Regions from separate parts of the Mus musculus genome. Here region 1 is linked to region 2. The links are chromatin contacts, found by Hi-C or POLR2A ChIA-PET in ENCODE. All regions are on one chromosome and are shown on one strand. The core of a region is the stretch at or near the end of the contact, and the rest is flanking DNA. Distances in the headings are between cores, read along the strand shown. Region 1 holds the start of Tmem38a (transmembrane protein 38A). Region 2 holds the start of Cherp (calcium homeostasis endoplasmic reticulum protein).

The links. A loop is a pair of places that touch in the nucleus more often than their neighbours do. ChIA-PET counts read pairs that join two places held with the same protein, here RNA polymerase II (POLR2A).
Region 1: POLR2A ChIA-PET joins it to region 2 with 20 read pairs in Patski. The contact joins the promoter of Tmem38a here to the promoter of Cherp in region 2. A Hi-C loop is called at or near these places in 1 of 37 maps with a recorded cell type or tissue (gastrocnemius). POLR2A ChIA-PET finds 5 or more read pairs at or near these places in 3 of 5 experiments (Patski and embryonic stem cell).

What each region holds. Positions count from the first base shown.
Region 1 is chr8:72,570,320-72,573,106 of GRCm38, forward strand. It overlaps Tmem38a (transmembrane protein 38A), which reads left to right and starts at 1,504. Exons shown (of 6, transcript NM_144534.2): 1 at 1,504-1,908. The coding sequence starts at 1,785. It overlaps Smim7 (small integral membrane protein 7), which reads right to left and starts at 729. Exons shown (of 5, transcript NM_172396.3): 1 at 685-729; 2 at 555-596. The coding sequence starts at 710.
Region 2 is chr8:72,473,919-72,476,736 of GRCm38, forward strand. It overlaps Cherp (calcium homeostasis endoplasmic reticulum protein), which reads right to left and starts at 1,315. Exons shown (of 18, transcript NM_138585.3): 1 at 1,140-1,315; 2 at 694-867. The coding sequence starts at 1,164.

The sequences.
Region 1 (2,787 bases), core at 254-2,753, 97 kb after region 2:
TGTTTGTTTAATATTAATCTGCAAGTAAGAATGAGTGTGCCGGGCCGGGCGTGGTGGCGCACGCCTTTAATCCCAGCACTTGGGAGGCAGAGGCAGGCGGATTTCTGAGTTCGAGGCCAACCTGGTCTACAGAGTGAGTTCCAGGATAGCCAGGGCTACACAGAGAAACCCTGTCTCGAAAAACCAAAAAAAAAAAAAAAAAAAAAAAAAAGAATGAGTGTGCCATCCCGCAGCAGTTGTGTGGAGATCAAAAGGACAATCAACAGGATTTCTACCATGGGGGATCCGGGAATCGGACTCAAGTAGTCAGGCTTGGCAGCAAGCGCCTCTGCCCGCTGAGCCGTTCCCTGGTCTAGAGAGTACAGATTTAAAGATCCTGGAGTGATACAGAACTGTCAGAGCCTGGTGAAGCAGCGCGGAGGCGTGGCTAGAGGTAGGATTAGTGGGGCGTGGAGCATGCACAGGGCGGGACTGGCGGTGACCAAGGGTGTGGGCGGGGACTGGCTGTGGGAGGGCCTGGCTGTCTGGGACACCGCCTGTCGCGGCCTACTCACAGTTTAAAGTTGAGCACAGCCCCGGCGTTCATCAGTAGCGTCCTGCGGAGGGACAGTAACGGTCAGTAAGGGTCACCCCCACCCCTCTGACTGCCACTCTCCGACCTCTAACACCCCTCATTCATATTACCCGAACAGCAGTATGTCTCCGATCATCCTTACACCCAAGGCGTCCGTCAAACCGGAAACGGAAGCCGTGATGAGGGGCGGAAAGTGGAACGAGAACTGACCAATTCTGAATCAGCATTGGTTGGGTTCGACTGAGGATGTAGCATGATGTCACCTACAGGGCGGAGCTTGGGGTGCGCGCGCGCATGCTCAGTGTTACGTGCCACAGCTGGTCCCTGCTGTTGATGCCGCTCGGGGGTTGGTTGGGCTATGGATTCCGGGCTACAGAAATTGCGCCCTTGACCCTTGAGCCGCCCGTGAACGGCTTGGATATGGATATGGGCGCGGCAGATGCCTGAACTCCAAAAGGACTCCACTTGGGTCCCCACGGAGAACTGCGATCCCGGCTCAGAGTGCATAGAGTCAGGATGACCTCCTGCCTGAGTTGTACCTCCCACGGACCTCCCAGGTCTGACTCGAGTAACCCCACGGAGAATGAGAGTCCTGACCGGACAGACTTACAGAACATAAGGCCTGGATTAAGGTCTACAGAGGATGGATCTTAACTTGTGGGGCCTCCTGAAGCGGGAGGGTCCTAACTTAGTGGATCCAGTCTGGGCTGGGGTCCACAAAGAGGAGGGTTCTGACTTGTGGAGCCTTTTAGAGAGACAAAACCAAACAGAACGTGAGGGTTTGGTTGAGGTCCCCTTGTGGGAGGCGGGGTTCTGACTTTGGATCCTCAGGAATGAAACATGATATTCTTGGCTGAGATCTTCCGAGGGCGCGGGTTTTGAGGGAAATAGGGGTCCTGAATTGGTTAGTCCCATGGAAAAGGGACAGGATTCTAACTACGCAGATGTTTAAGGACAAGATTCCCTCTTGTGTGTGCTGGATGCAGGGGACAGATCGCCTTTTTGGCTCTGTTGAACGAGTTCTGACGTCCCTACGGCCCCGCATTTTGGGCTCCCGGCTGCTAGGAGTCCCCCACCACCCCTCCTCTCCCGAGGGGTGGGGGCAGGCGGGGGGCGGTGCCTGGCAGTGGGGCGGGCTCAGTGGCGAGGGAGCATTCGTCGGGCAGCGGGGCGCGGGACGCACGGGGCCGGGGAGGCGCCCTCCATCGCCATGGACCTGATGTCAGCGCTGAGCCTGGGCGAGCTAGCGCTCAGCTTCTCGCGGGTGCCGCTCTTCCCTGTTTTCGACCTCAGCTACTTCATCGTCTCCATCATCTACCTGAAGTATGAGCCAGGTGAGTCGAGGATTGTAGGAGTTACCAGGAGGGAGGTTGCCCCTAGCTTGATGATGGAGACGAAAGGAGGAGACAGGCTAGATCCTGGAGCTGGATGGGGGAGGAGGCAGAGGCTGAGATCGTGGAGTGCTCCCACGCTCGCGCAGGTGGAGGAGCGAACCCTGGGGACAGAGGCGCTGTGGAAAGGAGGCTGCAAATGAGGTGGGAGGGAAGAAAAGGAGCGCTCTTGTTTACGGTTAGGAGGACAGGTGCTGCGGGGTTGGGGTTGAGGGCGGGGGCAACGAAAAGGCCAGAGTCAGGTTAGAGCAAGGATTCCTGAACTTAATCTTGGGCAAGGGGGATTGATGGTGGCGAAGGTTCCAAATCAAGGATCGGACCTGCCTGGGCGAGGGTCAGATGTTCTGGACGTCAGCTGCCATGACCTCCCTTAACGCCCTTGAATTGACTGCCTGGTGACTATATAAGGACTGGCCATGCTGGGTGCTGCGATCAGGTTCGGGGGAAAGTGACACCCATGTCCCCTCTGTACTGCATCTTTTGGCATCTTCTTCCCTCCCTTCTCACATGCCAGCTGGGCCAGCTCGGGCCTGGGATCCTTCCCACTTATGGAGCCTAAACCGTTCCAGGACAGGGCAACTTTGGGTCAGCTTCCTTTCAAGAGTCAGAGGAGGATAGACCCTACTTCTTTGATTAAAAAAAAAAAAAGTTAATTACTTTTACTTATCTCTGTGTTGTGGGTATGTGTGGAGGTCAGAGGACAGTTTACGGGGGTCACTGGTCAAACTCTGGTGGTCAAATTCATAGACAAGCTCCTTTACCAGCAGAGTCATCTTGCTGCTACCGCACCCCTCCTCCAAATCTGCTTTAATGAGGACAAAT
Region 2 (2,818 bases), core at 65-2,564:
CCAGCTGTGCTTCTTCACTCATTTTCCTTTTTCTTTTGTTTTTTTTTTTTTTTTTTTTTAGGCAGTCTATGTAGTCTTGCCTGTACTGGAACTTGTACAATCAGTTGGCCACAAACTCACAGAGATCGACCTGCCTTTGCCTTCTAAGTGTTGAGATTAAAGCGGTGGTCCCATCATCCCTGGCTCTAAACTTTTTATTATTTCTATTATTTTTAATCATATTTTTCTTGATGTTTAAATCTAGTTTACAAAACTAGCTCTAGAACAGTCAGGACTACACAGAGAAACCCTATCTCGAAAGCAAAAAAAAAAAAAAAAAAAAAAGGAAAAGAAAAACGTTGCAAAAACTAAAGGGAAAGCTTTTTGATCTATGCACCTGAAATGCAGAAAGCTATGGTCTCAGCCTGCAGAAAGGCTGCACAGTTTGCACAGTTCCCACCTTCCTGCAGATCCGCAATTGCCTCTGCAAAGACCACCCAGGGACCACTCCCGACCCAAAAGCCTGGATAGAGAATATATGATAGTCTCTCCTTATGACACACAGATCCAGCAGTCTATCTTGGTACAGGGCTCCGGGTAGGACAGAAGAACGGCTGCTCTGCTCTGCAGAGGAAACTTGCAACTCTAAAGAAATTGGCTGCGGCGGGGCCCGCATTGAACCCCGAGGCGGCTGAGGGCCTGAGGGGAACTCACGCTGTTGCTGCTCCAGTGCCAGCTTGCACTTGTAGTAACTGTAGAACTCGCCTCCAAACAGAAACGAGAACTTAGGGTTGTCCTTCTGCTTCTCCATCGTCATTTTCTCGAACTCGGGTCCGTTGCGAGCCACAAACTGAGCGAGCTTATCGATGACATTTCGAAGCTCCTGATCTGCAAAACAGAGGAAAAGGCGTCAGTGGGGGCAGCCTGACCCGGGGACCAGGCCGGGGTCCTCTGGGGCGGGCCACTGCAAGGCGGTGGTGTACGGGTCCTGACTAGGGCCAAGCGCGCGCCAGGAATGCGGGGAACCACGGAGAGGCCGAGGGAGGAGCGGCGAGGCCGCAGCGCGCTCCGTCACTGGCCCGGCAACGCGAGGAGGCACGGCTGGCCGGCGGGGGCACACGAGAAGAACCCAACGACCTCAGCTCAGGGACCGGCCTCACCATCTGGCGGCATCGGCATCTCCATGGCTGCAGCCACTGGCAACGTCCTCCGCCGCCTCACGATCGCTTACCAGCACCGGCCACAGAAGCCGGCCGGAAGTGGCGCGAAGGGCGACGTTTACGACGGCCTCGCGGGCCGCTTCGCGCGCCATTTACGGCTGTCGCTGGGAAACACCGGAAGTGAAGACCGGAGGAGGGCGGGAAGGGACTGCGTGAGGACTCCAGAGAAGGATGGCCTAGTGAGACGCATGCGCGTGAGCCTCTTTGCGCATGCGGCGGCCCGGCCGCTGTTCCCCGACGCGCTGGAGCGTGAGAAGCTGCGCCGGCGGTACTCTGGGTTTCTGCTGCGTTCTTGCGAACGCGTGCACTCCCAGGCCTCTGCGTCTTTCACATCCTTTTACGCCATCCAGAAGGCGGGATCGGCAGGTGATGGTTTTGGCGAATCACACCTCACTCGGCTCCTGTTCCGATATGCTCCTTCTGGGTAAGAATTTTGAGCATTGGGGCTCCACAACATCACATCAGACCGACGTGGAGCAAAGACATCTCTTCTGAAGCGACTATAGACGTTCTATGGAAGGAGAAGCGGAAGCTGCGTCAACACCCCATCCCTTCTGTTTATTTATATTATTACTTACTCCTGGTTTTTGAATATTAGGTCTCATAGAGCCCAAGCTGATCTCTAACTCCCCACACAGCCTTAGATAATCTTGCACTCCCGATCCTCCTCTTAGCTCTTAAGTACTGAGATGACAGGCGTGTGCCACCACCACACCAGGGTTACAGGATACTGGGGATGGAAGACAGGACTGGCTGCATGTTAGGCAATCACTGAGATATACCATCGACCTTTAGAAAGAAAAAAAGATTTATATTTTGCCGGGCATGGTAGCGCACGCCTTTAGTCTCAACACTTGGGAGGCAGTGGCAGACAGATCTCAAGTTCAAAACCAATTTGGTCTACAAAGAGTTTCAGGATAGCCAGGACTATACAGAGAAACCCTGTCTCGAAAACAAAGGTTTAATTATGTGTCAGGTGGGTTTGTGTACGTGACTTCAGGGCCTAAAGAAGCTGGAAGCAGGCACAGGATCTACAGCACTGGCATGATTTACTTTCTGAGTTTGTGCTGGCCACTAAGCCCTTAGTGATCCTTTGAGCCTGTTATGCCAGGGTCTCCGACTTTTCCTAATTGGATATTCTTACTGCTGGAAGCACCACACCACGATTATATGAGGAGGAAGGAGGAAGTTGAGCCTAGCAGGTATCCTGATCCCTATGCCCTTCCTGTAACTCCTGTCTTGCCTGCTGTGAAGCCCCTTTATAATGTCCTACTCTTGGAGCTGCAGAGATAGCTCAATGGTGATGTGCTTGTCATGGGAGCAGGACCACCTGAGTTCAGGTCCAAGAATTCAGTGTAAAAACCAGACAACAGCAGCACAGGCCTGCAATCCCCAAAGACTATTGTGACCTTGTAGGGACTCTGTGTGGCTCACAGTAAATAGAAGTCTGTATCTGCCCGGACTGTCTCCCTCATGCTCACCTGAGATAGTTCCAGAAGATTCTTTTTTCTTTCTTTCTTTCTTTCTTTCTTTCTTCCTTCCTTCCTTCCTTCCTTCCTTCCTTCCTTCCTTCCTTCCTTCCTTTCTTTTTTTTCGAGACAGGGTTTCTCTGTATAGCC